Linked DNA regions of Mus musculus: region 1 is linked to region 2. A link is a loop called in an ENCODE intact Hi-C map of the cell type or tissue named here. Cell type or tissue: left cerebral cortex. All regions are shown on one strand. Each heading gives the region's core, and the rest is flanking DNA. Links, peaks and the distances in the headings are about the cores only. Region 1 holds the start of Gm31577 (a long non-coding RNA gene). Region 2 overlaps Lrrc3b (leucine rich repeat containing 3B).

Region 1 (5,383 bases), core at 201-5,200, 54 kb before region 2:
GAAGTACATAATTTGTTTTTTATCTTATAAAAGGGGGCTTATAGCTATGAGATTGGAGGGCTTACAGCTATAAAATTGCCTGGAGCTTCAGAAGAGACATGGAATTTTAGGCTTTTAAACAGCATTGCATCTCTGGGGATGTTAGAGATGAACTAGATGTATTTCACATTAGGAGATGAAAATGAGACATGGAGGCTTGACCCAATGTTATGATTTAAAAGATGGGTTTAGATATCAAGTTAGCAAAGGGTGCAGAAGTGCTGATTGATCTACATTGCCATCTAGGCTCAATTTAGAACCACACAGCTCTGGGTATGCCTACGAGAATATTTCTAGACAACTTTAACTGAGAAGAGAAGACCCACCCTAAGTAAGGGTAGCTATATGCCATGGCTGTGGTCAGATCCAGGGAAAAGAAGAGAAGCAGCACTGATCTCCTTCCTTTTCTGTCTTTAAAAAAAAATTATTAGATATTTTCTTCATTTACAATTCAAATGCTATCCTGAAATTTCCCTTATACCCTCCCTCACCCCCGCCCTGCTCCCCAACCCACCCACTCCTGCTTCTTGGCCCTGGCGTTCCCTGTACTGGAACATATAAAGTTTGCAATACCAAGGGGCCTCTCTTCCCAGTGATGGCCGACTAGGCCATCTTCTGCTACATATGCAGCTAGAGACATGAGCTCCGGGGGGTACTGGTTAGTTCAATTGTTGTTCCACCTACAGGTTTGCAGACCCCTTCAGCTCCTTGGGTACTTTCTCTAGCTTCCCCATTGGGGGCCCAGTGTTCCATTCTATGGATGACTGTGAGCATTCACTTCTGTATTTTCCAGACACTGGCATAAACTCATACAAGACAGCTATATCAGGGTCCTGCCAGCAAAATCTTGCTGGCATATGCAATAGTGCCTGCATTTGGTGGTTGATTATGGTAGGGATCCCTGGATGGGACAGTCTCTGCATGGTCCTTCCTTCTGTCTCAGCTCCAAACTTTGTCTCTGTAACTCCTTACATGGGTATTTTGTTCCCCATTCTAAGGAGGGACGAAGTATCCACACTTTAGTTTTCCTTCTTCTTGAGTTTCATGTGTTTTGCAAATTGTATCTTAGGTATTTCAAATGATTTATACTTATTTATATGTATGTATGGGTTTACCTGTGTATGCCATGTTATGTGTCTATCTGTCTATGCCCATGGAGGCAAGAAGAGGGAATTAGATCTCCTGGAGCTAGAAGTATCAGTGGTTGTGAGCCTTTTAACTTGGCTTTTGGAAAGTGAATCTTGATCCTTTAGAAGAGCAAGAATTGCTCTTTACCAGTTAGTCATCTTTGTAGCCTCCCTCTCCTCATCTTAACTGAGGATTCAACATGGCTAGTTGCTTCAGGCTTTCTCATGTGTCTGACATCCCCACCCTGCAGGACTGTACCCTCACACTCTGTGCTTCAAGATAAAGCATGTATAAGTTATTTTGCCACAGCAAGAGGGAAGTAACCAGTATAGGTGTTAACACTCATCCAGCTGCTATCACTGTTCGGCTCATCCACACACACGTTTCTTCCTTGCTTTTGTGTGATGTAATGTGTTTTGTCCAATAGAATGTGAATGGAAATGACATGGTGGCTCAGTGGCTAGGCCACAGGGTGCAGTGTCACTTGGTCTGCTGCCATCTTCCCATTTGAAAGTTTCTCCCTCAGCTCTTTGTGATTGTTTAAGGAAGTTAGATTCCCCACCAGGAGCCCAGACCACTGAACTCCACCTGAAGCCCTATTTTGCTCAGACCATCCCATATCACCAGGGCAGTAGCTAGCCTGCAGCTGTGTGGATGAGCCCTGCAAGATCAGTAAAATGTCACAGTCAATTTGCAAATGGACAAGAAAGATCCACTAGTATTGGGTAATAGCAGAAATGTGAGGCTACTCATTACACAGCCTTGCTGTGGGAAGTACTGATTGATCTATTTCTTCTCACAAGCATGCTGAAGATGAGAAAAACAAAACAGAACAAAACAAACAAAAAGAAACACACACACACACACACACACACACACACACACACACACACACACACAAAATGGTGTACATGCAATTGCAAAACAGAGCACAGTCGATGCATTTGTTTCCTGGGGAGTCAGAAAAAAAAAATGAGGAAAATCTATTCCCTCCTACTTGCTTCAAAAGGTCTTGGGAACAATTTTTCATAGAACTTGTGGATTTGAGTATACTCAGGAACCAGGCAGCATAGCTCTCTGCTCTCTTTCCTCAAGGGATTCTTCTCAGTGTCTTTGTAGTTCAGATTATGACCAAAGAAACTGAGATTCACTTTGGGGTGTCTTGGACTCATTAATAAAATAAATTAATTCAAAGAGAAGCTCAAGGACAATTTTGTCACAGCTTAATAAGAACAGAAAACAGGTTTGGTAAAAATTCCAGCAGCTTCTAGGGAGAGAATTGGAGGGAGAAATGCCTTTTAAATTAGGCAAGGGACATAAATAGCTAGCTTGTCAAGAAAGTAAAATTCCCTCCCCAGAATGGAAGTGGGTTAGTGAGCTGAGGATAGAGTGCAGAAAACATCTAGCTGTGCATTTACAGTCTCAGCCCACCTCTCATTTGTACTTTGCAGGCTTTGAGTCACAGGCTCCATTTCTTAAATGGAGCTTACTGCCATGTAAGGAAGGGCTTCCAGTATTCCTCCTCTACAAGCTGGCTTCTTTCACATGTTAATTTCTACTTAGCATTCTTTCAGTTTCAATTCCCTTGTCAGAGGATTCTTGCTGTCTTTTTCTTATGAGGCTCCAGCTACTGGATCTATGGCCAACCCTGAAGGCTGGTCTCATTATGGCATCCTTCACCTAGTTTCATCTGTGAGGATTTTGCTCAGAAGAGGTGGTGAGGAAGACTCAGCCACCATTTTTGAAAACGTACTCAATGCACTACAGCCACTATGAACAGTTCAGAGGGCTCAGCACTTCACTAATTAAACAGTATTTTAAACTAGTGACCTACCTTACAGGTTGAGAAAACTAAAGAATTGACAAGTGAAGGACATTAGAACAGAATTTTGCATTGAAAATTGTTCAGTAAATGCCATCACCATCACCATCCTTATTAATCATTTTTTAATTGTCAAATAATTTAGACACTTGCAGTACCTTCCCAACCCAAGAATTATGTGAAGATTAGCTAAGATACTCATTGGCACACACTCTTTAAAAATGTTTTTAATCGTCTAAATAATTTGAAATATTGCTTCTAAAAGTTATATTTTTTAGTAGGGAAGTCCCACCAAATTGGCAAGGAGTACCCAGGTGGGAGACACAGCAGGTGAACCGTTTATGAAGTACAGGGTACCCCATGCCATGTGTTTCTGTAACTCAGACATTGAATAAGTCGGCTAGGTAAAGAAACACATATCTGCTCACTCAGCTGCCCATTTAGCATGCTGGGATACATAGAAAGTAAAGCTCTTAAATACAAATTTAGTGTGGCTACTAGAGTTTTATCTTTCCAAGTGAAAGAAAATGAGATTTTCTATCTTGTGATTCATGTAAAAGAGTTGTCTATGAGCCTGGGGATGAAAACAAAGCAGAACAGGCCCAGTCATGCCAGGACAGGGTTGTTGTTAAGACATTCCTAAGAACAGCTTAACCATAAAGATGAAAAAGAATGCAAGGACACAAGCAGGGCTATCTTGTCTGAGTCAACACCACCTGGCAGGAACCTCCCCTCTGTCTATTGCCCCTTGATGCTGGGTAAAGTTATACATCAACTGGTTGCTATGTGAACAAAGATAAGCCCCCAGCCCACAGGAACAAAGTCCTGATGCCCTTTTGCTGACATGTAATCTTACTGTTAATGCTTGAATGAGCCAATCCCATACCTTTGTCAAAATTCCTCGCACCCTTAACCCTTTGCTTCTTTAAAAACCCCTAGCTTCCGAGCCTCAGGGTAGACTCCCCTGCCTCCTGTGTGAGGTACGTGTTGGCCCAGAGCTCTGCCAATAAAGCCTCGTGCATATCGCATCAAGAAGGATTCTTGTATGTTTGTGGGTGCATCCTGTCCCTGGACTAGAGTGGAGGTCCCCATATGGGGGTCCTACACAAGCACAGCATACATTTTGGTATGTTTTATCTGTAAAGACAGCACTGGTCAGTCATGACTAGAGATGTGTACTAGGGAAAGAAACATGTTTCCACTCAACAAAGTAGGAATGGGAAAAGAAAGTTCTCAGGAAACTCCTTTAATTTTGACATGTCCACTGAGCTTCTATGTAAACTTATGTCCTGTGTTAATACATTAAATATCTATTGGAGTTTTAGGACAGATGTGGAATAGGAGGAGTGTGTCAATATTTACCTGGGACTAGTCATCCTCTGTACTAACTTACCTTCACTTCATGCTGACCATTGTCCTGAGATTCATGATGGTGGTATTATCATCATCTGTTTTCCAATGGGCAGTGCTGACGTGAGGGTGCCTCTTGTTCCAACATTATTTGATGCAATGCTAATGAAGTATGATCTTTTGGTACTGTTCTTCTACAGATCCATTCCAAGGCTTAGCACACATCTTTCTAAGGATGAAGGTGGGAAGCAGAAGCTGGAGCCATTTGCTTCTGGGATGGGGGAATCTCTTCTGTATCCTACAGGTGGCCTTGGGTTTCCAGTTTCATCTGTCCATCCTCAGTGCTATTGGACATCTCTATCTATTACAAGAACAAGATTCTGTCTTTCTACACAAAGAAGTGTCTGAGGGAGGTGCATCCATAGATATCTGTAGCCAGGCTTTGTAGGATGCAGAAGTGAGGAAAAGCAGATATTATACAGATGTGCTTGAGGCAATCACCAGGGCCCACCACAGGAGATGTCACATATCAAAAGGGAGTAAACAATGCTTGTGGAGATACTAGTTACATTTTAAAATTGCTTTTACAAAATTCCTGATAAAGAAGAAGGAGAAGGGAGGTTTGTTTTGTTGTAGAGGTGGAGAAGATATAGTCTATCATGATGGGAAGACATACCCCAGCAGCAGCACCATGAGACAATAGGTCATTTTGTGGCCATAGTCAGAAACTAGAGGGAGCAAGCAGTAAGTTAAGTGGCCCATTTCCTTCCATGAAATTTTACCTCTTAATGGTTCTAGAGTCTCCCAAAATTGCACCAACTGGTAATGGGCCAAGTTTCAAACACATGAACTCATAAAGGACATTTCACATTCAGAGTCATTAACTGAAGGTTGGGGAGATGAATCAGCCAGTGAAATAGGTTTGACCTCAGGACCCCACATAAAAAGCCAGGCATGCTGGCTCTTGGATTTCCTGAGCTAGAACAGCATCATCAGGAAGATCCCTGGGGCTTGCTGGCCAGTCTGCCTCCCTTATTTGGCAAG
Region 2 (5,383 bases), core at 68-5,067:
ACCTCACATCTACCAGCAGAAGCACCTGTCACAGAACTGTCACCAGCATCCCTGTAACGACCCTTTGATTTCACATTCACTTTCTTTTTATTAAGCACCTGCAATGTGCATTTTAAAACCCTACTTTCTCCATTACTGCATGCAGGATCATGGGAGTTCAAAGTCAACCTCATAGGTCCCGATTTGTAGTCTATATTTTCAAAGCAGCCGACTGTCCTTAAAGAGAATCCCGTGTGTAAACCATTTGACTAATAGTCTCAGCAAAGGCATTCCCACAGCACGGGTGCTGTCACTGGGTTTTGGTTCTGAAGGGTGAGTCCCAGACAGCTGCATCTGCTTACCTCTGATTGCAGTGGGCCCACGAATCAGTCAGTGTTTAGGTCAGTGACTTGGATGTAGTTTAGAATACTCTTTCTCTCCATGCTGCATCTTTATTTTCTCAGTTAAACATACGATTTTCCTACCCTAAGCAGTCTTTCACTAAAGAAAAATCCCCCAAATCAAACAAGCCAATGTTATCTGAGATTACTGTCTTCTGTGTCCCGTGCAGTGCCTGAAAGCTGTACTTGGAAATACACTGCCCTGAGTTGGCATGATTTTCCTCTGGGAAGTACCCGGAAAAATTAACAGCTACCGAGGGACTGAGCTTTATCAACAACATGCCAACTAATACTTTCCGAGGTCCTTTAATTGTCTTCAAGGAGCAGAAAGGTGTTCCCTGTCTTTTCAGAACTAACAGAACAGTTCTTTTGACACCCGTTTCTAAATTTCATGGCTTGTAGTAGTTTCACAGAAATAACAGAAGAAGGGAAGGACAGAGAGCTACTAACTGAGAGCCATCCCTCATGAAAGCATAATCAAAGAAACACACTGAGCCTAGCCCGCAAGGAAATGGAGGAGGTGGGGTCTAGTTCATGGAGGCTGATATCTGGTCGCATGGGAGTTTACAGCATCTTGTTCTGGAATGACCATTTCCTGTCCAATAGCCTTTCTGCTTCTCCGGGACAGACTCCTTTGCTGCCTCACCTGTTGCTTGACTCACAAAGGTTCCGTCAACATAAGGATGCAGAATGCCAACAGCTAACATACCAAGCCAGTTTTTCGATACAGTCAGTCCGCACATAGGTTTGGACAGGTATCTTATTTTTACTGAGACAAAGATAGTGAGAGCCAGCATCTGGCATGGTCTCCCAGATTCCCTCATTACAAAACAGGGCTGAGGAGCACAACCCACTGAGTGCCTCTTTTCCTTTCACTGTTTTGAGCACAACAGTTCCTAAAGTTACAGATGGGATGTTTGGAGAAAGTAGAGCAAGACATCCACACATGGTCCAGATAGCAGACCATCTGAACACCATAGCTGTGGGTATCCCCAGCTGTGCCCAAGTCAAGCTGCTCAGTGAAGGATGGAGTGGCTGAAAACAGGGCAAAACATCTCCTGAATCTCAAATGCTCATGGGTAGAGCTGGTCTTCGATGTTACTCAAGGCTGACTTCTGCCTCATCTGAGCTGTGTGCAGTCCACAGGGAAACAAATGAAGAAGGGAAGAACAGAGATTCACTAACTGGGAGTGGTTCCTCATAAGCTTAGATTCAAAACAAAAAGAGAAGACCCAAGACACTGGTAAATGGAGTTTGTTAAAGTAGTCAGATCAGAAGCCACTCGAGGTTCCCCTGTTCAGCAGGAAGCCAGGTGATATCAATACATCAGTACTGATTCTGGTGTCTATATACACTGTCCCCAACCCTTGCCTACAGGCCTTGCCTACAAGTTTCAGGAATACACACACTTGAAACATGAAGGTGCACTCACAGGGAGTGAAATGCAAGGAGAGATGGGCCTATAAAAGGATTGTTTTCTCTTTTCATTGTGTTTGGAGAGAAAGAATTCATCATGGACCCTGGGCATGTAGAGCAACTACATCTAGAGGGTTCCCATGCCCAGCTGCTGGATCCCCTGGGGTCAGCATCCCCGTGCAAACTAAAATATCTGGCACTTGCCTGTGACAGGAAAACTGGGGCTCTTGTCACATGGACAGCTGATACTTGCCAAACAGAATCAGTTTGCAACAGATAAGCATGAGTGGCAGCAAAAGCCACACTTGCAGCTCCACTGCCAGAAGCACACAGGAGCTGGAAAGCAGACTCCAGGCAGTGATTATGGGGGTGAGCTGGGGACAGCCATTGCCTTCTGCTGGTGCTGGCAAGTTGTTCATTCCAAGGAGGAGCTTGTCCCCAGCACAGAGGAACAGCATTATTTTCTGTGATCTTCTATTTAAAATATGTGCCTGCTCCCCTCTCCAGTGGATCTTTCTTGGCTGGCCAGAAAAGGGGAGATGCTATGATGGTTGGAAGATGTGGGCATATTTGTGAACATTCATTGTCTTAGATTCATTCTATTGTGACAAACAACATAACCAAAAACACTTTAGAGGAGGGAAAGGTTTTTTGGCTTACACTGCAAACTCACAATCCATCATTAAGAGAAGTCAAGTCAGGAACTCAAGGCAGGAATCAGGAACTCAAGGCCTGTGGGTGAATGCTATATTCTGACTCGCTCAGTCTTGTTCTCAAGGTCATGCTCAGCTTCCTTCCTTATATAAGACCCAGGAACAGCTGCTAGGAATGGCACTGCCCACATTGGACTAAGCCCTCTATACCAATCATCAAAACAAATTCTGACCTAGACCTTCCCCCCAACTGAGACTCCCTCACATGATTCTAGGCTATGTCAAATATGCAGCTGAAGCTACTAGGATAATCATCCCACTATTATTAATCTTCAATGATTTACATGCTCATTAGTATATAGTAAATATGCATAAAGTCAGCTTCATCCAAACATATAACATGCATTGATCATATTCACCCCCCACTGCCCTATCTTGTCTCCCAGACTTAGAACAGCCATGTCATCCTTACAGGTGTAACAGCAACACCCGAGTGAGTCATTTTTGAAATGGCTACCAAGAAATCTTCAATGAGATATCTTCACAGAAACAATGCAAGAAAGAAGTTGCCAAGGATCTTTGTGGAGATTGCAGAGAAGCTGCTGCTTGTGTGGCTGCTCTGCTCAGTAACCAGGGATGGATGAGATAAGACTGCACTGGGTGGTAGTGTCAAGGCCAGTTTTTTGACTATTTCAACTATTGATTATGTCACCCTTTCCCATCTGTCTCCTTGGTGGTCCCTGGCCATTTTCCCCAGTCATTATCATGAGTACCAAAAGGGAGGACAAGGAAATGAAGAGTGATGAGATTCAAATGAGTCAATTCAGCCACTGGTAAGCTGCTCAGCTCCCAGTACACACAGGGAGGAGGCTGCAGTAGGTTTCTAGTCTCTATGTTATTCCTATCCATCTCCTGTGCTGCCAGGCAATCTTGAGTGGGCTGTATGGAAATGATCTGTAGCATAAAAGAAGAAAGAGGGAGTTCTCTCACCCAAAAGCTTCTTCAAAGAGGGGTGTTATGCTCTGAGCAGCATGTCACAAAGAACAGCCACTGGAATCTTATGTTAATGAGATTAACCCATGTTTAAAAGAACCCATGTTTGGATGAACAGAATCTCATCAACACTAGAGGATAGAGAAATTCCAGCCCTGATCATCACAGCAGCAAGAAGATAGTGAAATTTTCACAATAACCAGACCAAAAAAAAAAAAAAAAGAATCTTGAAGGCAGAAGCAAGCAACACCACGTTAAATCATTACAAGGTTGGAAAATGAGAAAAATGCAGTAAGATTTTAAACCACTGTACTGTCACTGATACTTGTGGGCTGCTACCTGGGGAAGACAAAATCACTTTCTTTTCTTCAGGCTTGGTATGGGGAGCAAAATTAGATTGATCAGTATTCTCCTGCTTGCTCTTTCATGATAGCCAATGTTGGGTACCACTTGTGTAAGTAGGTACCCCTGCAATGAGGGTCTGAGAACACTGGAAGGGCTGGAAACAGTTCTGTCCTGTTGGCTTCACTGAGCCTCCAGGACAGCTACAGCCAATGATTGGCAAATAAAGGTGAAAAGACCTGGCCATCTCAGCCCTGGTAGACTATTCTAAATCTTGAGCTGTTGTGAATTGGTCTGGGTCTGTCATGTGGCTGCATCAAAGCCACTGCCCTCTCTCCAGTCCTATCCACCACAGGTGTCAGTCTTTGGGGCACTTCCCAGTAAACTTCCTGAATGAAAATAATTCAGATGGTCTATATTCTAAACAGGCAACTGTTCATTTGTACACCATACTGCAATGAATCCAGCTCATGGATTTCTTCTGCGTTTAAGATTTATATTATATTATATTAGTATTTGTCACAAAAAGAGAGACTCTGCTACACATCAAAACCAAGCACGCAAAGTAGGAAGGGGGTGGACTCGGGACAGAAGAAGGCTAGGAGTTATGGAGAAGGGGATTGAGTAAGCATTTTGAGCTTCTGGTAATATTAAAAAAGAAAGTCAAAATTATCCTAAGAATCTAGATCACTAAGCAACAGCTACATCATCATTAATGTAAAATGGAACCTATAGTAGGCCAGAATATTGGGGAAAGTAGAAGTAAGGGGATGGATATGATATCAGAAGACCCCATTCTGTCAGTGAGCCGATAACTGTTCTTTTTGACTAAGCCTAAGAACATGATATTCTCTAAGACAGCTATTGGTAATAGACATTTTGTAAAGGCTTGCCACCAGAGAAAGACATTGTAACTGAGAAGCTGACTTGCCCCCATTAAGCATTCTATGTCTGAGCATACTACGCCACTGTATCACTTGAATGGCACCATGTTTAGACTCCAGACTCAAAAGAAATAAAGATTTGTGAACATAATGCCTTTGCGAATTACTTTGTAGAAAATTTCCATTAATTGATATGCCTAAGTTGAGAGAGGGGTGGCTTAAAATAGTATATGCAGTAAGGTGCTTTTAAATGCAACAAACAGAGATACATTTGGCTTGATGCACCCTGTCTGTGTTCCAGCTCTTGAAAAGAAGGATCCTGAGAGTGTTTCCCATGTGGATGGTGTCCTAGCATCACCATACTCCTTTAAGATGATCAAAGCACCATTCTCTAGGATTCTTCTAGGACACTGGAGAACCATCCCTCTCTACTCTTCTTGCTATAATCATGTAAACCCCTGGGCTAATGAGCTGTGACCATAACTGTGTCATCTTTAAGCCCTCCCTCAAATTAACATGTGCTTTTCCCAGTCTCCCTAAGTCAGGTTGTCACTGAGAAGTCCAGGTCTCCACACTGGGAAATTACAGGAATGACAAATGAAGTTCTCTCTTTGGAGAGATTGCAATTTAGAGCTCATTATTGCCACTACACTGTGAAATCTACATTCACTGTCACAGTCCTGCAAACTTCTTCTGCAAATAAAGGGAGAGAGAC

What was found. Peaks named below come from ENCODE experiments on the same cell type or tissue, not always from the same donor. Only the 100,000 strongest peaks of a DNase experiment are listed, where the experiment ranks them.
Region 1: a loop joins it to region 2, with 5 times the contacts of the local background. A loop is called at or near these places in 2 of 42 quality-filtered maps.

What each region holds. Positions count from the first base shown.
Region 1 is chr14:15,317,009-15,322,391 of GRCm38, forward strand. All of the region lies in intron 2 of Gm31658 (a long non-coding RNA gene), which reads left to right. It overlaps Gm31577 (a long non-coding RNA gene), which reads right to left and starts at 4,875. Exons shown (of 6, transcript XR_001781177.1): 1 at 4,383-4,875. In left cerebral cortex, for the core only: no CTCF peak of the experiment used is centred there; a DNase peak (open chromatin) is centred at 2,579; H3K27ac peaks cover 325 bases.
Region 2 is chr14:15,371,092-15,376,474 of GRCm38, forward strand. All of the region lies in intron 1 of Lrrc3b (leucine rich repeat containing 3B), which reads right to left. Among named protein-coding and RNA genes, the nearest start is that of Gm31577, 52 kb to the left of the region's middle. In left cerebral cortex, for the core only: no CTCF peak of the experiment used is centred there; DNase peaks (open chromatin) are centred at 2,148, 2,548 and 3,361; H3K27ac peaks cover 1,899 bases.